2 separate regions of the Homo sapiens genome follow, and region 2 is linked to region 1. A link is a loop called in an ENCODE intact Hi-C map of the cell type or tissue named here. Cell type or tissue: endothelial cell of umbilical vein. All regions are shown on one strand. Links, peaks and the distances in the headings refer to the core of each region. The heading gives the core; the rest is flanking DNA.

Region 1 (12,563 bases), core at 2,882-10,881:
ATCCTCTTGCCTCAGCCTCTTGAGGAGTAGCTGAGACTACAGGCACACTCCACCACATCTGACAAATTTTTTTTTTTTTTACTTTTTATGGAGACAGGGTCTCACTATGTTGGCCAGGCTGGTCTCAAACTCCTGGGGTCAGGTGATATTCTCACCTTAGGCCTCCCAAAGTGTTGGTATTACAGGCATGAGCCACCACGCCCAGTCCAAAGTGCATTTATTTATATAGCCCTGAATTTCAAAGAAGATCATTATTCACTATTTCTTTTCTAAGCCAATCCATTAGCAGGACCCAAATCTGTCCACTGTTCTCCATCTCCACTGCCATCATCTCTTGTCTGGATGCCTGAAAAAGCCTTCTGACTTGTTTCCCTGCTTCTATTCTTGCTCAACTACAATCCTTTCTCCACACAGCCCTCAGAATAATCTTTTATTTTTTATATTTTTGTTTGTTTTGGTTTTTTGTTTTTTTTTTTTTTTTGAGACAAAATCTCGCTTTGTCACCCAGGCTAGAGTGCAGTGGTGTAATCTCGGCTCACTACAGCCTCCACCTCCTAAGTTCAAGCAATTCTCCTGCCTCAGGCTCCCAAGTAGCTGGGACTACAGGCACGTGCCACCATGCCCGACTAATTTTTGTATTTTTAGTAGAGACAGAGTTTCACCATGTTGGCCAGGCTGGTCTCGAACTCCTGACCTCAGGTGATCCACCTGCCTTGGTCTCCCAAAGTGCTGGGATTACAGGCGTGAGCCACCATGCCCGGCTCCTTTTTTTTTTTTTTTTTTTTGTGATGGAGTCTTGCTCTGTCACCCAGGCTGCAGCGCAGTAGCACAATCTCAGCTTACTGCAACCTCCACCTCCCAGGTTCAAGCAATTCTCCTGCCTCAGCATCCCAGGCAGCTGCGACTACAGGCACACATGACCATGCCAGGCTAATTTTTTGTATTTTTAGTAGAGACAGAGTTTTGCCACGTTGGTCAGGTTGGTCTCGAACTCCTGACCTCAAGTGATGAGCCCTCCTTAGCCTTCCAAAGTGCTGGGATAACAGGCATGAGCCACCATGCCCAGCCCAGAATGATCTTTTAAAGCATGTTACTCTCCTTAAAACCCCATGATTCCTCAGAGTACTTAGAATAAAATCCAAGTTCCTTACCATGGCTAATAAAGCTTTACATAATCTGGTCCCTCAAACCTCCCCATTTCATGTAACAGTTATCTATTGCTGCATAACAAACCTCCCCAAAAACATAGTGATTTAAAACAGCAATGCTTTATTATTTCCTGTGATTCTGTAGGTTTTTCTGCTGGCCTCACCTAAAAGCACTCACACAGCTACAGCTATCTTGATGGTGCAACTATGGCTGGAAGGTCTAAATAGCCTCAAGTGTATGTGAAGCAGTTGGTGTTGGCTGTTGGCTGTGCTCCTCAGTTATCCTCTTTGTGTCCACCTGTCCTCCAGTAAGCTAGACAGAGCTTCTTCATAGCATGGTGGAGTTTGAAGAGGGTGATGATAGCAAAGCCCCAAGGCCACTTAAAGTCTAGGCCCTGGAATTGGACACCACCACTGCCGCTATTTTCTATTGAACAAGCAAGTCACAAGGCCATCCCAGATTTAAGGGGGTGGAAAAACAGATAATGTCTCTTGACAGAAAGAGCAGAACATCAATTGTACAGGGGCATGGACATAGGGAAGCATGATTCTCTGGGTGCCATTATTATAACAAGCTATTAGCCCTCATCTCCACTGCTCTTTTTTCTGTTCTTCAAACATACCAATCTTCAGAAACTTTGTACTCATTTTTCCCCAGTGGCACTCCACAATCTCTATTAGGAGGGATTTCGGAAGATAGATCTGCTTGGAAGAGGAAACTAGGTGGTGGACTTACCTTAAAAGTTGAGTGCATAGTGAACACATTGCTCTACTTATTTGGGATGGTTAAGGCAGTTAAACTCCAGCCCCATCCAGCACTTCCTTGGTGCCGTTATCCTTGGCCTGGCCTTTCCCAGATCTTGGCATGGCAGGTCTTAGCTCACATATCAACACTTCAGAGAGACCTTCCCTTACCATCTACTAAAATACTTCTCTTTTCCATCTCTCTCTCTCTCTCTCTGCCTGTTATTTATTTTCTTCCTAACACTTATTTCTACTTGCTGATTAGCCAAGGCAAATCAGCAGCTTCCATGGGATTCTCATTGTATCTTACCTTCTAGGGCTCCAAGCACCTTCTCCAGAAGGTCCTCCCAGAATACAGTGTGTGCAGAGCCAGCTGGAGATATCTGTCAGCACCCCTGTGTTAGGAAGAATAATGGACTCTCAAAGATAGCCACATTCTAGTCCCTGGAACCTAAAAATGTGTTAGGTTACACGGCAAAGGGGAATTAAGTTTGCACATGGAGTTAAGGTTGCTAATCAGCTATTCAAATTGAAAAACCAAAGAGATGGCAATGGGAAAGGACTTGACTAACATTGCTAAGTTTTTACCAGCATTGAAGACGGAGTAAAGAGGACACAAGCCAAAGACTGTGGGTGGCTTCTGGAAGCTGATAAAGGTAAGGAAAAGGATTCTCCCTCAGAGCCTTCAACACAGCCCTGCAGACACATTAATTCTAGCCCAGTGAGAACACTTTCTGACTTCTGACCTCCAGAACTGTGAGATAATAAACTTGTATTGTTTTAAAGCACTAAGTTTAGGATAATTTTTATACCAGTAGATGGAAACTAAATAACCCCCACAGAAGAGACAAGGAAATAACCCATATTACTGTACTAAGCTCCTCTCTTCTACCATGCCCTAAGGCCACTGACCATCCCCACGCAGAGTGTCATCCCAGCCACATTGTTCCAAGTCCCCAGCTCCATGAGTATAATACAATGGCTATCTTGTAATACTGCATGAGTGTAAGCAGTGGTGTGCTGGAGCAGGCTCATACATACTGGCTCTCTAGAGCTGTTAAATTTTCAGAAATTGTGCAAGCCACTTGTTAAACATAGTCATCATTAAAAATTAAATTATATAAACTTACAATTAAGTTATATTACAAAGATAATAAATACTCAAAGCTCATCCCTTCCTTATTTTACTCTATTTAATCATTATCTATGCTTGTGACGTTATTTACCTCTATTGTATCTGTATAGTGGAAATACTATATAATGGTGTGCTATGCATATCTTTGCAACTCGGCATTCAGTGACATTATTTTGGCAGGTTGAAACAGGCCATGGTGGTTGTATTTGCACCACGGAAATAGGCAAATGTTACCAATCAAACCTTCTCCCTTCCCCCATCCCAGAGCCGGTTATTTGTCACCTGCCTATAGGGCAGGTGATATCTGACCTCAGGGTGTTGCCAAGCGCTTCAGGGTGTTCTTTGTACATACCACAACAGAGACCATAAATATCTGACCAAAGCAAGTCCCAGGAACCAGTGAGACAAAATTCATCTATTAGGCCCCTTGAGGCCTCATAGTGTCTGGGTCTAATTCATCTTTGTTTTACCAGTGAAGTGAATGCTCAGTAAATGTCTACTCAATAAAACGAATCCATGATTTCCTCAAGGGGAAAAGTTAAATCTAACTTGATTAAAGCCCTCTAGACTGCACAATGACTAGTACTTTTATCTTCTCAATAACTTATCACAAACATTAATTCAATTTAATTATTAATTTAAATCGATAAGAAATGTTCCCTAAATGTTAGTAGTTATTATCATTACAATTATAACTGTTTAGCCCAGAGTGGATCCAAGTCCATTGATATGTCAATGTTTTTCTATATTATGTATCTTTTTCTTAAAGCAAGATGAGGGAGCTCTCATACTTACATTTTGAATAATACTTCATTATGAGAGCTTTTCTTGTCTTAGCTTTTAGAAAGTTTCTAACAATCAGCCAGATTAAAACTTTTCACTAGCAACTAAAATTGCTAGTGAATTAAAACTGCTAGTGACACATGCAATTACAGACAAATAGTTACACATTTTCCCGCCTTTGCCAAATGACAATGACGGAAAGTTGATAAAGGAAGCTTCTTTACAGAAGAATTCCAGATAATAAATGTAGAGAGATGACAGAATTTCAAAAGCCACTATTTTGTAATCCTTAACAAAGGAATTTATTCAAGGTAAAGATCATCTGAAGCCAAAAGATGAGAGGTTGATGGAGGATACAGTGAGGAATCAGGCCTCCACTCCTTAGATCTACTGATCAGTCTTATTGTCTTAACTGCAAGTGGGGCAAGCATGCCACTTACGTGCTTTCTAATGAGATGCAGGATAAACAATATAGCATCACTTCTGAGTCATTCTTGCCATAGTGACTAACGTGTGTCTTCTCCAGGTTTTATTTTTTTATTTTGAGACAGCGTCTGACTCCATCACCCAGGCTAGAATGCAGTGATGTGATCTCAGCTGGCTGCAACCTCTGCCTCCCTCCTCCAGGTTTTAGATCCAACTTTCAGTTTATAAAAACTCCAGCATTTTCCTTCAGAATTTTGACTAGGCTCAGTGGCTCATGCCTGTAATCCAGCACTTTGGAAGGCTGAGGCAGGAGAATCGCTTGAAGCCAGGAGTTCAAGGCCAATCTGGACAACATAGGGAGACCCCATCTCTACAAAAGATAACCTTTTTCTAATGCTTAGCTGGGCATGGTGGCATACACCTGTAGTTCTAGCTACTTGGGAGGCTAAGGTAGGAGGTTGGCTTGAGCTGAGGAGTTTAAACCTGCCAGTAAGCTGTGATTGTACCACTGCATTCCAGCCTGGGTGACGGAGTGAGATCATGTCTCCAAAAAAAAAAAAAAAAACAACAACAAACAAAATCTAGAAATCAGAGCAGGGACCAGGTAAGTGATACCACAAGGAAGCTGACGGGTATGTGCAGAATATTGAACTATTGGACAACTGAACAAAAAGGGAGACCAAGAAGTGCTTTAGATGAGACAAGTTTTTCCTCATAAAGCTAAACATAAGTGTACACTCTGAAAACATATGTCCATAAAAAGATTTATGCAAAAATATTTATAGCAGCTTTATTCATAATAGCCTAAATTGGAAACAATCTAGATGCTCAGTAAGAGGAGAGTGCATAAACAAATTGTAGTAAATGCGAGCAATGGAATGCAACTCAGTAAAGACACAGATGAACCTCAAGAATATCATGCTGAGCACAAACAGCCATACTCAAAAAGACTACACACTGCAAGCGTGCATTTTATATAAAATTCTAGAACAGGCAAAACTTATCCATGGTGAAAGAAATCAGATAAGCGGTTTGGGGGTGAGGACACAGTTCGCTGCCAAAGCACAGGTGGTAACTTTCTGAGGTGATGGGAATGTTCACTATCTTGATGAGGGTGTGGGTTACCAGGTGTGAGCATTTGTCAACACTCATTAAATTGTATGCTTAATACCTGTGCGTTTCACTATATGTAAGGATAAGTCAGTTAGGGAGGAAGGGGAGGACAAGGAATGGGAGGTGGAGAGAGAGAGAAGGGGAGGGAGGGAGAGAGAGGAGAAAGAGAGAGATAGAGAGACCTAACAACCAGACAACTGCAATAAGTTTTCAAGAAAGCCTAAATGTAGACTGTTTGTATGGTCATTTAGATCAGGGGTGTCCAATCTTTTGGCTTCCCTGGGCCACAGTGGAAGAAGAATTCTTTTACTACACATAAAATACACTAATACTAACGATAGCTGATGAGCTGATAAAGGAAAAATCACACCAAAAAATCTCATGATGTTTTAAGAAAGCTTACGAATTTGCGTTGTGCTGCATTCAAAGCCGTCCTGGGCTGCATGTGGCTCGCAGGCCACGGGTTGAACGAGCTTGATTTAGATGACTCCAAGGAATTATAAAATGTTCTTTTTTTTTTTTTTTTTTGAGACGGAGTCTTGCACTTTCGCCCAGGCTGGAGTGCAGTGGCCGGTCTCAGCTCACTGCAAGCTCCGCCTCCTTGGTCCTCGCCATTCTGCCTCAGCCTCCCAAGTAACTGGGACTACAGGCGCCCGCCACCACGCCCGGCTAATTTTTTGTATTTTTAGTAGAGGCGGGGTTTCACCGTGTTAGCCAGGATGGTCTCGATCTCTTGACCTCGTGATCCACCCCCGTCGGGCTCCCGAAGTGCTGGGATTACAGGCGTGAGCCACGGCGCCCAGCCTACATAATGTTTTTGATGAAATAAGGGCGTGTGGCTATGTAAGAACATGCCAGCCGGGTGCGGTGGTTCACGCCTGTAATCCCAGCGCTTTGGGAGGCCGAGGTGAGCAGATCACTTGAGGTCAGGAGCTCAAGACCAGCCTGGCCAACATGGAGAAATTCTGTCTCTACTAAAAATACAAAAATTAGCCGGGCATGCACCTGTAGTCCCAGCTACTTAGAAGACTGAGGCGGGAGAATCGCTTGAACCTGGGAGGCGGAGGTTGCAGTGAGTCGAAATCGCGCCACTGCACTGCAGCCTGGGGGACAAGAGTGAAACTCCATCTCAAAATAAAATAAAATAAAATAAAATCGGATACATAAAGCAAGAGTGACAAAAACTTGATATTCCAGAACTTGGGTGGTAGGTATGTGGGGATTTATAGTTCTTTTCACTGTTTTGTGTATATTTGAAAAATTTCAAAATAAAAAGAGAGGCTGCCTTAGGTAAACAAAGACAGTATATAATACCCACAGTGTCAAAGCAGAAAGTATATGGACGCTCTCAAAAGTTATTTCTCTTATCAGACCAACTCTCCCTGCTTTCTTCCTGCCTTGGCTGATGATTTACCTTTTATTAAAATTCTCACATTCCAATACCTTGATTACTAATGGTTATATTAATCACTTTTATTTCATATTTCAATCAACAGATCAACATTTATTATTAGCCATGAATATGTGCCGCTGAGAACGTCCGGAAACCTCCTCCTCCTCCCGTTCTCCGTTCCACCCAGAGGAGTCGCTCCCCAGAACGGTCCTTTCTGCCTGGTAGAACCTCGTATCACCACCAGGGGGCGTGCCATCACTGAATTTGCTCCGCGGCTGCTTCAGGAAAGATAAAATCAGCCCCGCAGTCTGAGTAACTGGTTACCAGGGTTTCGGCGCACCCAGGACCGGTGTTTGTCATTGTTTAGGCACGTCTCTGGTGACTTCATTCCACTATACCCAAGTCTTTTTGGGGAAACAATTACCCTATTTGAACAGAACAAGTAAGGCAAATTGGTAACTGGAAGATGACTAGGTGCTTCTACAGGATGTGTTGGGACATCCTGTCTTCCCCTGGGGCTTAGCTTTGGGTGTGGACCCTTCCTTCTCACTTGATGGTTGGGAAAGGATACCCCCCTCTCTGCAGGGGCACAGCCCCTTCTTTGTCCTGGATAGGCCTGGCTAGCAGAGCAGGAGTGAGCTGGCCCGTGTGGACAGGGGCGTCACTGGGGACAGACGAGGGGCCTCGACCTTCAGAAGCCTCTGTGGCAGGGAAGACCCCGAAGATGGCGGGACCGCTCTAAACTGCCAGGCGCTCTGCAGGCTCGGGCGCCCATTCTCTTGCACACCCCTGGGCCTCCCGTTCCCTCTGGCCATGCACTGAGTGCCTGCTGGGCTCCAGGCCACCTTCCTGCTCCGTGAGCCAGGGCTTTAGAGGACACAGGGCTTGAGCGGGAGGATGAGAGAGGGAGGGCTTCTCTCAATCGCAGATCTGATCCTGCCACTTCCCGCTCAAGAAAATCCTTTAGAGGGGGCAGCTTCGGATGGCTCCCTGTGGCCTCCAGTAAAAAGCAGAAGCCCTGTCATGGCCTAGGGGCCTGCACAATCAGCCCCTCCCTCCTCGGTGCCACTCTGCGCTGCCCGTGTTCACTGCCCTCCAGCCCGGGCGGCCTCTCGGTCCCCACTGCCCTGTGCTCACCGAGATGCTGTTGGCTCTGCCTGAAGAGTTCCTCTCCTGGACCCCTCCGTGCTCCCAGCCAAAGGCCTCCCCTCAGGCATTCTTCCTGCATCCTGAGCTTTTCCTTGGAAGCTTCTGCCACAACCATAACCCCATGCTTCCGACTCCCCCACTAGACTCTGAGCAACACAGAAACAACAGCATTTCCATAAAACCTTTTGAAAAACTGAAAATACTCTACGCATCCATCACGACCTCAAGCAGTGAACCAGGTAGCTGAGGCTTTGCTTTCCAAGAAGACTCCAAGGAAAGTGGCACAAAGAGAAAGAAAGTATTTGGGAATGAGAACCCTTCCTGAAGCCTTGGCATCACACCACGGTCAGCAGTCTTCTTTCCCTGTGTGTAAAGCTGACCCTAGCCAGGGATCAAGGGAGATCAGAGCTTATGAAAGGCAGGAGTAACGGCTGAGCAGAGAAGTGGCAGGAGCATGATAGTCATAACCAGACTGCTCAGAGCATAGAGTCCAGAAGCACCCCTTTTGCCTCCCTCTATGATATCTCCCAGTCCCTCCCTGCTCTAGGCCTTCCTAGCAGAGCTATCACCAAAGGGGGCCTCTGGAGGAGAAAAGGAATCAATGTGAAAAATTAAATTCTGGCTACTGTTCCTCTATACATTCATATGTTCATTTAATAGACCAATGGGGTGGTGCATGTGCCAGGCACTGGGATAGGTGCTGGAGATGGCTTTGAAGAGCTCAGACATAGCCAGCTGATGGGGGAGGCCATTAGTAAGAAAATCATTATGGTGCAACAGAAGCACTTTAGCAGCTTCATGTACAAAGAGGACTCCACTAACATAGAGGGACAAAAGCCTGGACCTTCTGGGGATGGAGAGGAGGAAGGCAGGAAGGTGCTAAGTTTAGGGAAGATATACAGAGCAGGTGGGCATTTGAAGATCAGGTTAGCCGGTCAGCCAATAAATGCTTACTGAGTGCCTTCTGGGTGCCAGGCACCCTTATAGGTGCTGGAATGCATCAGGGAAGAAAACAGGCCCTGCCCTCATGGAGGTGGTATTCTAGTGGGGTGGCGGGGAGGGATGCCGCGCATAAATATGAATAAAAAATAGAATAAGTAAGTGCATTCTATAGCGGGTTAGAATGCTGTGGGGAAAATAGAACAGTGTAAGGAGGTCAGGAGAGTTGGAGAGGGGTTTAGCATTTTTGGGGAGGTGGTCAGGTAAGCCTCAAGGAGAAGGTGACATTTGAGCAAGAACTTACCATAAGAGAAGGAATAAGCAGAGCCCAGGTATGGTTACCTGGGGGAAGTGATCCAGACATGGGGAGCAGCCAGGGCAAAAATCCCTGACGCTACAATGTGCTGGCATGTTTGAAGAGCAGCAAGGTCAGTGTGACTGGAGCAGAGGGCAAGGAAGGAGGAGAGAAGGTCAGATTGCAGAGGGCCTTGTGGGGAGTTTTAAAGACCTGGACTTTGACTCTGAGAGAAATGTACCATCATAGGAGCAGCGGTATGCTGGCCAACTAGGTCTCAGAAAAATAAAAATAAAAAGCCCTGGTTTGTAGCATTTGCCAATTTCTGTGGTAAATCTCCCACCTTGGCCTATTTCAAGCCATGAGTGTGGCATTCCTGACCACAGATAGGGGAGAGATGTGCAGGATTGGCCCTCACTAACTAATGCTTGCCATTCCAGCCCACCTCTGCTTTGGAGAATTCTGAGCAGAGATATGACATGATCTGACTGTGTTGCAAGGAGGTCACTCTGGCTGCTGTGTTGAGAGCATACAGGGGGCCAGGGAAGCAAGGGCAGAAGCAGGGAACATTTAGGAAGCTCTTGCAGTGATTCAGGTAAGAGAGGACATGTTCAGAGATTAGGTATTCACTACCAATATGGTGACTCAAAGGCAGATTCTAGGTGTTTTCTGAAGGCAGCATATAGAAGCCCACCTGGATGTCTTGGCAGACAGGATGTGGGTTATGAGAGGAGAGCAATTCAGGGTGGCTCTAAGCTTTGATAGAAGTTTTAGGGGGAATGGGAGGAAAGGCATTCTAGGCATAGGGTACAGCATGTGAAAAGCCACACACATAAGCATACATTCTATTTGGGGACAGAAATGAGGAGTGTGGCTGTTGAACCAGTTATGTGAGCAGAGGGAGCAGATAGGGCTGGTAAAGAGGGTCCTGTTCAGGTGTACCCCAGACAGGAGCCAGAACTTCCAGGCAGTTTTGAAGATATTCCTCCTCCAGGACCGGGAGGAAAATTCTTTTTTTTCTTTTTTTGAGATAGGGTCTTACTTTGCTGCCCAGACTGGAATGCAATGGCATGATCATGGCTCACTGCAGCCTCCACATCCTGGGCTCAAGTGATCCTCTTACCTCAGCCTTCTGAGTAGGTGGGATGACAGGCATGCACCACCATGTCTGGCTACTTTTTAATTTTTTTGTGGAGATGGGGTTTCGCCATATTTCCCAGGCTGGTCTTGAACTCCTGAGCTCAAGTGATCCACCTGCCTCGGCCTCCCAAAGTGCTGGGATTACAGGCATGAGCCACCGCACCTGGCCCCACAGAGTCTTTCTGCACAGCACTTGCAATTGTATTCCAGGTGGATCTTGAACTTCAAACCCCATCTATGCCACAGAATAGTTATTACTTACTCAGATGCAGTCTTGGGATGTTTTTCCTACTTAGATGTTTTGTTTTCCCAGTTAGCCTGGTAGTGTGTGTTCAGGGGCTGACCTAGCCAGGGCTGAACTCACAGAGGCTCTCAGGGATATTTATTGTATTCAGATGACCCAGGCTCCAAAAAAGCAAAGAATAGATATTCAATGTTCACGCTCAGGGTCTGAAGGGGGTATCCATCTGTCTCCACCAAAGATGGAATTCCTTTAAAAGGACCATAAGTGTGTGTGTGTGTGTGTGTGTGTGTGTGTGTGTGTGTGTGTGTCTTTGTAGGTATGTCTGTTTTTGAGGATTAAACATATTAATAACAACTCTCATTTATTAGATGCCTACTGGGCACCAAGAACTTGATATTCTTATTGAAGCCTCACAACAACAACAGTGCAGTGAGGAATGTAATTATGGAATCTCTGATTAACAAGCTGGTCATTAGAATGACATGTGACTCCCTGATTCATTTTATCTTTGGAGATATTTGATGATTCTTACAGCTTATTTATTTGCAAAATAAATTTTATGAATTTATCCCCCTTACAGTTTTTATGAGCTTGCAAGTGTCTGTAATTCAAACCCAACTATGCATGATAACTAAGATTAATTTAAAAAAATACAAATGCATGTCTGCTTTCAAATGTTTGTAATGAATGGTAATATTAATAGATGGATAGCTCTAAGCCAAATGATTTTACTAAAAGAAAATGCTCATTTGAATAACTGCTAGATCATGAAGAATAAATCTTGAGCTAAAAGCAAAATAATGATAATAATGTCAGTTACAAATGTGTATTCTATGTGCTTTGGTAATTTGTCCTAAACTTACCCTTAGGAACACAAGTCACAAAATGCTTCTGTTGCTATGTTGATGCTCAGGATTGTAGAGAGACTTGCTCTGTCCTTGACTCCCTTCATCTACCTCTTGCCACACAGAGAAAGTCACACAAGAAATACAGCTGTCTCCATCCTCCACGTGGCATGAGCTGGGGCCAGGGCTCTTTGCAGTTCAGGTGGAAATCCCCAGGAAACAGCCCTCATAGACCAACTCTAAGCCAGGGTCAAATGAAGATGAGTCCTTCAAAAACAGTTGCTATTCCACAGTGCTGCTTGTGTGTACTGAGGGGGTTGCGATTGCATTGCTGACTGACCCTCACTTCCTTTCTGGACCTGAGAGCATTTCACAACAACAAAGGGTTTTCTAAGATAAAGATTCCAAAAAGCTGGAAAAGAGCCTCTGGCAGTCATGGGGTCGGTCATCAGATGAGCACTTCACTCAAAGTGTCCTTAGAAATAGTGACACTTCTGTTGATGTTTGGTTTCTGTCACCCTGGCAACAACTATCTCTAAATAATCCCTCTCCTGGGGGTACTTCTGAAAAAGAGTTGGGCAAAGGGCTGAGGGAGGAGGTTTGGCCATATTTTCCAACCTGGCGTGAAAGTGCTGAAGACTTTTCTGGGGAGAAGGTGAAGATTTAAATGGCCCTGCAGTGATTTGTTTATGGTTTATCTTTGTGTTTTACACTCCTCTCACTCCTACAAGGGATCAACAGGAAGTAGGCAGAGCTCCCAGAGCAGCTCTACCCACAGAGTAGGCATTCAAGCAGCATCTGTGGGTTGCATGGGATGGAGTGACATAATCTTAAAGGCGTTATAACATTTCTTTTTCAGTTGTTTTGCAGATGAGGAAACAGACAGAGAGGTTAAATTACATGGCCAAAGTCACAAAGCAGCTGAACCACAGAGCCCGCCCCAGGGCTCCTGAGCATCAGCTGCTCCAGCATGCTCCCAGTTCAGCCCAGCCAGCTGAGGTTCCTGAAGGGAGCACCGGCCTGTGGGTTTGCACAGGGCTCTCTGCCCCCAATGCTCTGCCTGGGCCAGGCTCCATAGGAGACACTGGCGCTTTGTGTCGCCCTCCTTGGCACAAGATGAAATCAGGTGGTCCCCATTCTTCCTGCCACACTCCGCCAAATCTATCTGAACACATTTCCTGTGCACAAAGCCAGCTTGCCAATTATCTG
Region 2 (12,563 bases), core at 3,154-11,153, 210 kb after region 1:
ATATAGAATTTGTTTCCAACTTATTTTTTTGGCAGATGGCTACCCAGTTTCCCCAATAGCATTTATTGAATAATCTATTTCATACCACATTATTTTGCCCATGATTTGAATTGCCCCTTTAATCATATTCTAGATTTCTATGAGGATTGGGGTTTAATTCTGAACTTTCTCTCTGACTACTATGTCTATCTTTTCATGTACCAATACCACACTGTTTTTTTTTTGTTTTTTGTTTTTTGTTTTTTGAGATGGAGTCTCACTCTGTCACCCAGGCTGGAGTGCACTGGCCCAATCTCTGCTCACTGCAAGCTCCACCTCCTGGCTTCACGCCATTCTTCTTCCTCAGCCTCCCGAGTAGCTGGGGCTACAGGTGCCCATCATCACACCTGGCTAATTTTTTGTATTTTTAGTAGAGATGGGGTTTCACCATGTTAGCCAGGAGGGTCTCGATCTCGTGATCCACCCTCCTCGGCCTCCCGAAGTGCTGGGATTACAGGCCTGAGCCACCGTGCCCAGACTGTTTTAATTATAGTAGCTTTAAAAGGCAGTTCTGGTGCCAGTGATCCATGGAGCATACTTTGAGAAACACTGTTTTAGGAACTAGTACAGTATCAGTCCTGTGCAGAATAGCATTAATATAGTGAACAGTATTTGGAAAAAATGAAGATGTCATGATTCAAAAGGATCCATCTGTTTCACAAATCTGAGGCAACTCCTACATCTTGACAGCAGCAAGAGATATGTAAGGATAATGGATTATATCCTCCTTGGCCCTACTTTCCAAGTCAATTGTGTTGACTATTTATACAGACCAGAATCTACAGTTGAGTATTTGGCTGTGGTAGTGGCTATAAAGCACCTCTGGCATGACTGACCAAATTTTGACAGTTTCAGAGAGAATATAGAGAAGACGACAGATGCTTGCTTTTGTAAATCTTCATATTTTTCTATTAACAAGTATAAACCTATTCAGACATTTTTGGGAGCAATTTTCATCAGTTGTTAGCTTTGTTTATTTGTATAACTCCAGTTAATATAAGAAGTACATGTATGTGGTAGAAATTATGTATTAAGTCCACATGCACAGATTAATAGGTTCATGGACCCTTTGAAATAGTAAACAACTGAAATAGATTTAAAAAATACTCATATACTTCTACTGAAACAGATTGTACACATAATCAATTTACTTGTTTATTCAACATGTGTTAATTGAGCTCTTATTATGCTTCCAAGAACTCTGATAAGTGCTGGGAATGCAGTAGGTAGCAATACCAGGAATAAATGATTAATGCACATGAAAGTACTTGTATTAGTTTCCTAAGATAGCCATAACAAAGCACCACAAACTAATTGGCTTTAAAAAATAGAAATATATTCTCTTACAGTTCTGGAAGCTAGAAGTCCAAAATCAAGTTGTCAGAAGGGCCATGCTCCCTCTGAAGGATCCAGGGGAGAAGCCTTCTTTGCCTCTGTCTAGTTTCTAGTGGTTGTCTGCAATCTTTGGCTTTCCTCGGCTTATAGCTGCGTTGTCCCATTCTCTGCCTCCATCTTCGTATGGCTGTTTCTCTTCCCAGCCTTCTTTCAAGGACACCAGTCATTGGACTGAGGGCACACACTAATCTAGTAACACCTCATCTTAAATTAATTACATCTGCAAAGACCTTGTCTCCAAATAACGTCACGTTTACAGTTATTAGGGGTTAGGACTTCAACATATCCTTTTGGGGGACATGATGCAACCTACAACAGCACTTATCAAAATATGAGGCTGAAAAAATATGTTAATCAGAATGCATTAGCTGTGTTCTTAGCAAGTTCATTTTAAAATGTAATTTTAAAACAGTTGGCTAAATAAGTATTTAATTGAGTCAAATGGGAATGGAGACAATTGGAATAAGAGATGGTAGAGTCATCAAATTTATTGGACCCACCACTGACCCAGATTATAGTAGCACTGTGCACAGAAACTGCATTACATGAGTTGGTGGCTTGGGTTTTCAGGAGTAGTAGAAAAGTTTGGGGCCCCCAGGAGAGAAAGACGCCTGCTGGAAGGGGATCTGAAACTGTCTTTGGAAAATTGTGACTGAGACAGTGAACGAGATCTAACTTAACCAACTCCATCTTGCTTCTAACCTCCAAGCTGTCCTTGTTCATTCCTGGGTGTAAGCTGAACTAACTTTGGGAGAAACTTAGTTTATAGTTTATAGTTTAAAACAAAGGTGGTAACAGCCCTTTCCTAAAGCAAACCTCCTTCTTGCCTGGGGACTAGATTGCCTCTGTAGGACTAACATTAGCCACAAGATTAGAAATTATGGTTTCGGAGTCATGCAACTGGAGGCTACAAGATTCTGACCCTCCCTAAACTGCTCCACAGTCATTGCTTGAGATATTTTGCAGACCCTGCACTTGATGGATCAGCTGGCCCCACCCAGATCAATTAACTGGCTCATCTGATCTTGTGGCCCCCACCCAGGAACTGACTCAGTGCAAGAAAGCAGTTTTAACTCCCTGTGATTTCATTCCTGACCAATCAGCACTCCCCACTCATTGGCTTCCCCCCAACCCCCCCACCCACCAAGTTGTCCTTAAAAAGTCTGCTTCCTGAATGCTCAGGGAGAGTGATTTGAGTAATAAAACTCTGGTCTCCAGCACAGCTGGCTCTGCATGAATTACTCTTTCTCTATTGCGATTCCCTTGTCTTGAGAAATCAGCTCTATCTAGGCAGCGGGCAAGGTGAACCATTGGGTGGTTACAGATCTGGGATAGTGGCAACGGGAAACTTCATGTTTCAAGGAGGGCCTATTGTGACTAAGGCATACTACCACTTTTCTGTGGAGAAGACACGAACCCGGTCTGCTTTTTCCCTTGGAAGAGGTAGTAGAAACTAAAATATACCTCCCTCTGCTGCCCTGTTCCACTGTGACTGCAGAAAAAGAAACTACTCAGCTTTTCTCCCTTCTCTGCCCTTGAGAAACTTGGCCTTAGCCAACCTTCCCTAATGGGTGATCTGTTTTAAGCCAGGAACATGATTCTCAAAACGTATCTCTATGTCTTCGGTTTCTTACTAGGCTATCCCTTTTCCAGAGCCAATATTTTCATACAGATGGCAAAATGACTAGTTAGGATTCCATTTTATTGTATCTATTAACATTATTTTAAAAGTATAGTAACAGATTTAGAGTCAGGAGCTCCAGGTGGAGCCCATATTTCCCTACTGTGACATGAAAAGCTGTTACAGAAGTTTTATCTGGCAGTAGATTAAAATTTTTTTTTATTTTTATTTTTTGTGCTACATAGAAAGCTGGTCTGCAGCTAACCAGTGAAGTTGATTTAGTTTGCTTTCACCTGCACACAGCTGGTTTCTTTCCCCACTGCTCCTAAGCGGCTTAATATTCCATCTGTCTTCCCCCTCCAGCCCATGAAAACCCACTCGCAGAAAAGCATTTGATAATCTCATTTACACAGTTGTGTTAATGGTTGACAAATGGTAAAAGATAGTTAGTGGGATGCAGCTGGAAGTAAACTTGAGTAGGAACCGAAGGCCTGGCTCATTTGGATCCTACAAGAGACAGCCCCCAACTATGCTGGTGCAGCTTATGATGGTTTGACCTATGGTTTTGAACTTTACCATGATGCAAAAGTGATATGCATTCATGAGGCTCTTCAACTTATAATGGGGCCACATTTGTATAAACTCATCGTAAGTTGAAAATATCATAAGTTGATAACGCACTTTATCAGGTTCTCTCTTATTCCTAAGAACACATCTTTTCAAGGATTAAGTTAGGCCCTTTGCAAGGTGCTACTCCCCCTCTTCCATCCAGCCTCTACCATGGTCACTTTAATGCTATCATAAGTATTTTTTTAAGATTATCTGATCATCTTTCACTAAATTGGAGTCCTCCAAGAAAGAGAACTATGTATTTCATCATTGGTTTATTTGTTCATTCATTTATTTGTGTATCACTATAAGATTGATAGTCAACATTGAATTCTTCCTATATGGCAGGAAAGGTACTAAGATTTTCCCATATTATCTAATTTAATTATCCCAACACCTCTGTAATGTAGCTACTATTTCTATCTCATTTTTCACATGAGGAGACTAAGGCACATATATTTACTGTCCAGTCACATGGCCAGGAAATGGGAGAGTCGTGTTTCTATGGTTTGCCCACATATGTGCTAAGTAATCACTGAGTGGTATAAAAAATATACAAATGATACTTTTACACCTTCAGGAACTTAACACTTAGCTGGACACATAAGACATAAAGCAATTAAGGAGACTGATGGGGCAGCCTGAGGTTAAATATTAAGGTAAATATAATTGGGCAAAGGAAACAAGTGTAGGCTGCACCAGTAAAAGAACTAGGTACCAAAGAACAAAACGGGTTTGCAAAGGTACAGTATTCAGACCTCTGAGTGGTGGGGATGGGGAGGGAGCTAGACCTGTCACATGTGAACTCAGCAGATAGAGAAGGGAGACCATGCCTGCACAGCCAGAACATAGTGGCAGGACATAAGGCCTAGTCAGATTTGGGCAGGCCTTGAGTATTTGGGAGAAAAGGTTAGACTCTTCTATCAAACAGTCCAGGGGAAACTGAACATTTTTAAGTGAGTGTGACTTAATCTAAACTGTGCCTTAAGAGAATTAAGAAGTGTGAAGGAAAGAAGGTAGGCATTTAGAAAAGTAGTCAGGACATTCCTTGAGCAGTCTAGGAATGAAATAAGATTCTGAACTAAGCAAATGACAGTATAAAGTTCTTTCTAAGCTAGGAAGAAATGAGGATGAGATATTCCAAAGGAAGAGCTGATAGAACTTTGGGATTGACTAGGTTATAAGTGATGAGGAAGAAGATGGGATTTAAAGATGACTCCTAGGATCTGAACTGATGAGACAAGGAAAATGGTGGCAAAAAACCTGAAAAGTTAGGGGAGGAAGATGCATATAGTGTTAGACATTTTAAACTTAACGATTGAAGATATCTGGTTGAAATGTCCAAATGGAGCAGGAAATTTGTGATGATAGCTAGGAAGAGGGATTTGGATTGGAAAAGCAAAGTTGCCTGTCACCTGTGGAATAAACATGCCAGTGCCAGAACATGGGTGAACAGAGACTGCTGCTTAGCATTGAGACGGCTCCCCATAGATAACTTACGTCTCTGCACATCTCATGAGTGAGGTACTGACTGTCCTTCATTCAAGACTACCTTTTCAAGGATGTTTGTGATACAAATAGCCTCGGAAGATGGAGATAATACCCCCATCTAGAGAAAAAGCCAGCCATGCGTACTGTCTAATATAATAAAGAGAGTATCTCCTTCCAGAGCAAAGAGCAGGCATGTTTACTGCCCCTTATAAAAGATTTAGCTTCCCTAAGCTCAGAGCTCCTCTACTGTAACACAACCCGTAGCTTCTGCAGGCATTTGAGCTCACTGGCATTGTCCGCATGGGACTAGGGAGCAAGGGCAACTGATGCAAATAAGCTAACGTTCATGCTACTTGCTGTGCCGAGGGTCGCTGACCCAGGAATCTCATGTCTTTTGCCAGCATCAAGGAAACCATGTCAGAATAATTTTTTAGCTTGTATGGTAAAACCTTAGACCCCACTACAGTTCTTAATGGCTAGGTGAGGAGCTGGGATAAAAGGTACAACTAGACAGGGTTTGGGTTCTCAGATGACTCTTGTCAAGGGTGGACAATAATGAGAATAGAAAAATGTAGACACATAAGAGATTGGAGCATTGTACCAAAGAGCTCAATCATGAGGCCTACCCAGTCCCCTCCAAAGAGAAACTACCCCATCTACAGTTCTCCTGCTGAGGGAAGACGTCTGAAAGTGATGTTCTCCACTATATAATCTGTCAATCTGATTGGCCCATATAATCCTTTTGGTCAACACTTTTCCCACTGGGCTGCCCCATAGGTAAGGTCTAGCCCATGAATTGGCTGCCTTTGGAATAAGTACCTCCTTCTTATCTAAACACCATGGCCAGAGAGGTCACAAAGCATCTTGGACCCTTAGCCTTAGAAGCAGGCTGGGAGGAAGTGGGAACCAAGCAAGGACAGACCAGGGGAGTCTGGCCCAGCTGTAGGAGGATACCCAAGAAGGATATGCAGCACCAGGGGCATGATAAACTCAAGCTTGATTCTGTGTGAATAACAGGGGCCAATCAATCCTGTGAATGGAGGCCTTAAAGCAGGAATTGCAGGAGATATGCAAAGTGAGGCAGGCTGGGGCACTGCTGTCCTAAGAAGACAAGAACAGTTAGACTCTGACCAGGTTGGTATTGTGTTGTATTATTATAAACAGACAGGAGTGAATTCAGTTCAAGTCAGTTCATCCAACACTTATTAAGTCCCTACTATATGCTAGGGACTGTGAGTTACTGGGGGAAATGACAATATGAGGCATGGATCCTAATCTCAAGAATCTAAAGGGGGTGGAAAAACAAACACATAAGCAAAGAAATATGATAAAGCATAATACATGTAATAATAAAGGCATGCATAAGACACAGAGATGAGGAAGTCATTGAGTTTTGGGGGGGACAGAGGGAAGTAGCCAGAGAAAGATGGCTGAGGAACAGACTCCTGTAGAGCATCTTGGAAGATGAAGGAGATGAATGGAGCTTTTCTCAGGAGAATGGAGAACATGGAGGGCATGGCTCAGCCCAAGGTTTGGGGGAAAGAGGGAGAGTATAGCAGGAATTAAGCAGGTTACAGAGCCCTGGCCAAGCAGTCCAGTATTCAGGACCAGACCTCAAGATGAGCAGATAACTGATTTATTAAAGAGGAAACTGTGGCAGAACCCAGGCATATGACAGAGTGGAGAGGAATGAAGAATAACAAGGCCTGAGTGGCCATGAAGGTGCCATGGTTTAGCATTAGTGCATGGGGTGACAAGCCTCTGGTGTGCAGCTCATTTAAGATCTTCACAGGCAGGGTGCGGTGGCTCATGCCTGTAATCCCAGCCCTTTGGGAGGCCAAGGTGGGTGGATCACCTGAGGTCGGGAGTTCAAGACCAGCCTGGCCAACATAGTGAAACTCCATCTCTACTAAAAATACAAAAATTAGCTGGGTGTGATGGCGCATACCTGTAATCCCAGCTACTCGGGAAGCTGAGGCAGGAGAATCACTTAAACCCAGGAGGTGGAGGTTGCAGTGACAGAGCGAGACTCTGTCTCAAAAAAAAAAAAAAAAAAAAAAAAGACCTTCCCAGGTGGAGAACCTGATTTTGAAAGCATTTACCACCTGCTCAAGATGGGCTTTGAGGAAGAAAGACCAGACCTCCTGGGGCACCTATCCCCCCAGATGCTTTAGCTACATGAGGCTTCATCTACTCCTTCATGAACTCTGCCATGTTCAGGCTCTTGGCTCTCTTCTGGATTATTAAAATAGCTTTCTAATTGGCTTTTCTGTCACCTAACACAAACTTCTCTGATCTGTCTTCCAGACAGCCCTCAGAGTGCTTTTTCTAAAAAGCAAATCTGATGATGTCACTTTCCTGTCTGAGATCCTTCAGCAGCTCCTATTGTCTGCCAGGATGCCCCTGCTCTTTAGCAAGGCCCCTTACAGTCCTTACAGTGTGGCCCTGCCAAGGCAGATGTTTTAGATAATGAAGCTGAAATGTCTGGGCTCTTCAAATTCAGGGACTGGAAGGAAACCTGGTGATGTGTTTATGTGGGCATTTTGTATTTAGTTTTGTAAAGAGGGTCCCCAAGTTGTCAAAGCTTCTCTCCAGTCTCATCTTATGATAATGTTCTCTCTCTCACACTCCCACCAGCCCAAGGTTCTCTGGAAAGTTGCCCATGACACTGTGTTGTTCAGCACCCAGGCATTTCTCCTGGGGGAAAGGATTTCCTCATCCTCCCATGTTCCCCAAAAGCTCACAATCTCCTCCTCCATGCTACCCTGTACTGTGAGTATACTGCCCAATTCCTGCTTACATCACAGATCTCTGTTTATATATCTGCCCCTACTGAACTGGGACCTCCCCTCACCCAGGTATTCAGCACAAAAGCAGTGCCTGTGGTAAAAAGGAGGAGTCAAAAAATTTTTTTTGTTAAACTAACCTGGAATGAAATGCCACTGCAGCCTCTTATAATTCATAGCATGTCTACAGCAAATGGTGACTAACTTGTGTCATGGAATAAGTAAAGCATTTAAAATATCTTATCTTAGAGAACATGATAATGAGAAGGTGGTGTTAGGTTGAGTGGCATGAAATTGCCAATATTTAACCATCATTGGTGTATTAAAAACAGCAATTTTATTTAGTTCTACCTAATAGATTTAAACCAGGTCAGTCTGACTCCAAGGTCAGTATTGTTTCCCATAGGGAGGAAGAGTTAATCCTGACTAGCTGAAGTAAAGTGATGGCAAGAGCCTGGGAGGGTGAAGTCTGGATGGGTAGCAGGGCACACCTGCAGGGTGATGCATCAGGACACTTAGCTGAGGGTGCAGATGTGCTGAGAGCCACAGCTGGAGCTTCAAGCAGGTAAACCCTGAAAGCTCACTGTTCATTGTGTGGGGAGAACATGTGATAATTCTTTTATTTCTATTTTTTCTATAGGTCATATTTTAACAACCATAGTCAAACTTATCAAAACATTTGTTTCTTTTTGTTTGTTTTTCTCCTCTTCAGTTAAAAATAATCCAGGCCAGGCGCGGTGACTCATGCCTGTAATCCCAGCACTTTGGGAGGCCGAGGCAGGTGGATCACCTAAGGTCAGGGGTTCGAGACCAGCCTGGCCAACATGACAAAACCCCGTCTCTACTAAAAATACAAAAATTTGCCGGGCATGGTGGTGGGCGCCTGTAATTCCAGCTACTCAGGAGGCTGAGGCAGGAGAATCGCTTGAACCCGGGAGGCAGAGTTTGCAGTGAGCAGGTATTGTGCCATTGCACTCCAGCCTGGCCAACAGGGTGAGACTCTGTCTCAAAAAAACACAACCAAAACCCACAGGGAAGGATTCCACTTTTTTTCTTTTCTTTTCTTTTCTTTTCTTTTTTTTTTTCAGAATGATGAGGGGAAAAAAAAGAAAAGAAAACAGAATCCATAAGGATAGTTTTCTCTATTACGACTTTTAATAACTCCTTGCTGGTCTCATAAATAGGAGAACTTGCTATAGTTATTTTACAAGATCGTATTTTAAGTAACAGCAGCTTTTACATGACACTTCTTGCATAATGATTTTTTAAAAGAGGAAATTGTTTTTATGTTTTGGGATAGCACTTAATTGCCAGGAACATAAGTTAAAAAAAAAAAAAAAAAAAAAAACGAAGGCAGAATTACTACTGAAGCCTGAAAAAAATAGAAAGCTTCCAGTCCCATTCCTGCAGTCCAAGGCAAAGTCATAATTAACATAATTTATAAAAAAGTTATCATCAAAGAAGGTTTGTCAACAAGCTCCAGCAGCCCAAATCATTGATCTAATGTAGCTAATAACCACTTTGCCATAACCACTCCTATTTACATGCAGAAAAAAAAATCGATACATTCACATGGGCCACACCACAGAACCTTCATCAACTCTGCAAAGGCATTTTGCACATTGCCTGAGGAAGGATTTTGAGTTGATTGTCTAGAGCAGAGTGTGAGAAAACAAGAAACTAAAATGGAAATCTGCAATTACAGCTCAGAATATCTCTAGGGAAGCCAAGCCATTTCAAAGCGCGGGTCAGCAGCACTGGATGACAAATGAGAATGGCAAAGTACTTCTGACCGCTAGCACCTCTCACAATGCACAGAATGACTTTCATTTTTCCCTGATCCCTTTCTTATCTCCCTTCCATCTCACCCCAAATGACCATCCAGACTAGGCATTGTTCATTTTACCTTCAGATACATGCATCCAGTAAACCTTCCATAAATAGAAGCACTCCCAGATCTCTGTCCTACTTGGCCATAGGAATGTCTTCCTATCACTGTCAGCCCCCAAACATATTTAAATGTAGCATATTTGAATGCGAAAGACCAAGTTAGGTAGCTGCCACTCCTGCCTCCACGCTGAACAGAAGCTGAGGCACCACAGATTTGGTCTTAAGAGGAAAGATTTCCTCTTTTCCCTTTGCTGTCAATCTAACTCTATCCACAATTTTTCCTCCTATTCCTTTGAAGACTCCCAGGTCCAGGCAAAATTCCATTTAGAGCTGAAGGGGAAATTTTGGTTTACAAACAAAATCCAAACTCTGATGACTGTAAGTGTTGGGCCCAAAGCTTGGCAGTGAATGGGCGACATATCAGTGAGGATAGCTAGATCTAAGATACTCAATTATGTATTTAAGGATTTTCGGGGTTTGCATCTTCCCAGTTAACTTTAGTGGTGCAACACTGTGGTGCAAGTGGCTGAGTCCTGGGTTGGGCATTAGAAGACATGGGCTGTAATCTTCTCTCTGCTGCTAAGTGCCATAGTGGTCTTGGCCCTGCCACTTTGTTCCCTAAACTTCTATTCTATGTTCCTAGGTGAGACTAAGTGAGGAGACCACCCCTCATATTGTCTTATGCCCAATTTCTGCCTCCAAAGAAAGAAAAAGTAAAAACTAAAAGGCAGAAATGAAATCCACAAGCAGACAGCCTAGCGCCACACCCTGGGCCTGGTAGTTAAAGATCGACCCCTGACCTAATCGGTTATGTTATCTATAGATTACAGACATTGTATAGAAAGGCACTGTGAAAATCCCTATCCTGTTTTGTTCCAATCTAATTACCGGCGCATGCAGCCCCCAGTCACGTACCCCCTGCTTGCTCAGTCGATCACGACCCTCTCACCCGCACCCCCTTAGAGTTGTGAGCCCTTAAAAGGACAGGAATTGCTCACTCGGGGAGCTCGGCTCTTGAGACAGGAGTCTTGCCGATGCCCCCAGCCAAATAAACCCCTTCCTTCTTTAACTTGGTGTTTGAGGACTTTTGTCAGCAGCTCGTCCTTCTGCAAGACTAGATCAGTAATTCTCAAGGAGTCTTCCCTCAGTGACACATCATGACACATTCCCATAACAGTCCCATGATCATATCAGAATTTGAGATTACTCTTTTGGAATGAGACAGTGTTTCTAGTTTTTGTTCTTTTCATTTCCTGTTTCTTTCTTTCCTTTTTTTTAACCTATGCCCTTATGGGTTAAAAAATTATTATTCTGATTAGAAGACCATAATATAAAGCAGGATGACTTAAGACCTTTCCAGTATTAACTTTCTCTGATTCTAAGCAGAAATAGTGGATTTTTAAATTCATGTGTTTGTTTCTGTATCTGGGTACATCCTAGCCTGCCTCCTAAAAAGTATTCAAATATTCGTTGAACAGAATTAAATTGGGTGACTTAAATGTCATTCCCTCTTTGGGGTCAGGGAAGGTCCCCCTCTTTTCTCTCTCTTCTTCACTGCCTTTTGTCTCCCTTCTCCTCCTGTTCCTTCCGTAGCCCAAGAGGTCTTGGGCAGTAGGACAGGTGCAGTTTCGCATAGAACCTATACTCATAACTTTAATCCATGGCCCTGTGAAGCATATCTAACCCCCAAGAGATTTGAGCTTTGCTTCGAGAGAGAACCAAATGTCAGTTTTCCTTTCCCTTTCAGCAGGCAGCAAACAAGAATGTCCTGCAGAGGGCCAAAGCCAGATAGACTTACACGAAGCACACTGGAGTCTTTTTGTTTCTGTCCACCCTATATTTTGGAAGCTCCAGCAGGAATGTGGCCCGAATTTAAACACTGGGCTGTAACCATTAACAGTGGACACTTTTGTAGATTCATGCAGCCTCTCCTGCCTTTCCTCTCTCATGGCCTTGAATGGTCTGTTGTTTGTGGACAATTCGCTTGTTGTACTCCAGCGAGCAGGCTGATCCTGACTCTCCCATTGTCTCTTATATGGGCAAACAAAAGCAGTCTTCTTAGGCCAAAGAACCAAGCTGATAAAAGACTGATTAAAGCCTCTTTTGTGGTGAAATTTAATAGGTCTGGGTTGGGCATTATATTTGATTAACCCCAACCAGTCATTACATCGCATTATATATACAGTACAGCTATGCTCAACAGCTCTCAGCTGGGTGGAGCCTGTCTTTGAACTCTTGAATGGTGCTAAGACACCATAGGCAGAGCTGGTCATCAGCTATTAGAAGTCAATAAACTTATTTCTCGAACCTCAATTTTTCCTTTGAAAATCATGGAACTTGAAGGGATGAAGCCTCATGGTGGTGTCAGAACCTACCTGGTTCTTCAGCTCACACCCTCCCTTATTCCCATAATTGGGCCAGGTGGCTTCTCCCTGCAGGCTGTCCAGGACCAAACACTGGCTTCAGTTTGGACAGATTAAAGAAACTCTGGTTTGACCCTGGGGGACCCGCAGGGCTTCACTGCTGCCTGTCCTGCTTTGCTCAGTGCCCCATCTTAGTGACTGGATAGTGACTTTCCTTGAGTATCCAGTCTCTGCTTCATATTTCAACTCTGATACCTGGCCCACCCAGGATGCCAGGCCTTCTAAGAATAAGTTTATGCCTTGATGTTACCATTTCTGCCTCTATTCTCTCTAACCCACCTCCCTTTCCCACCACTGATATGAACCATG

The links. A loop is a pair of places that touch in the nucleus more often than their neighbours do. Peaks named below come from ENCODE experiments on the same cell type or tissue, not always from the same donor. Only the 100,000 strongest peaks of a DNase experiment are listed, where the experiment ranks them.
Region 2: it touches region 1 in a loop (4-fold over the local background); 13 of 110 quality-filtered maps call a loop at or near these places.

What each region holds. Positions count from the first base shown.
Region 1 is chr2:48,415,339-48,427,901 of GRCh38, reverse strand. No RefSeq gene overlaps it. Among named protein-coding and RNA genes, the nearest start is that of PPP1R21, 19 kb to the left of the region's middle. In endothelial cell of umbilical vein, for the core only: a CTCF peak has its summit at 6,966 (motif pointing right); a DNase peak (open chromatin) is centred at 7,031; H3K27ac peaks cover 598 bases.
Region 2 is chr2:48,204,683-48,217,245 of GRCh38, reverse strand. No RefSeq gene overlaps it. Among named protein-coding and RNA genes, the nearest start is that of FOXN2, 100 kb to the left of the region's middle. In endothelial cell of umbilical vein, for the core only: no CTCF peak of the experiment used is centred there; a DNase peak (open chromatin) is centred at 7,605; H3K27ac peaks cover 884 bases.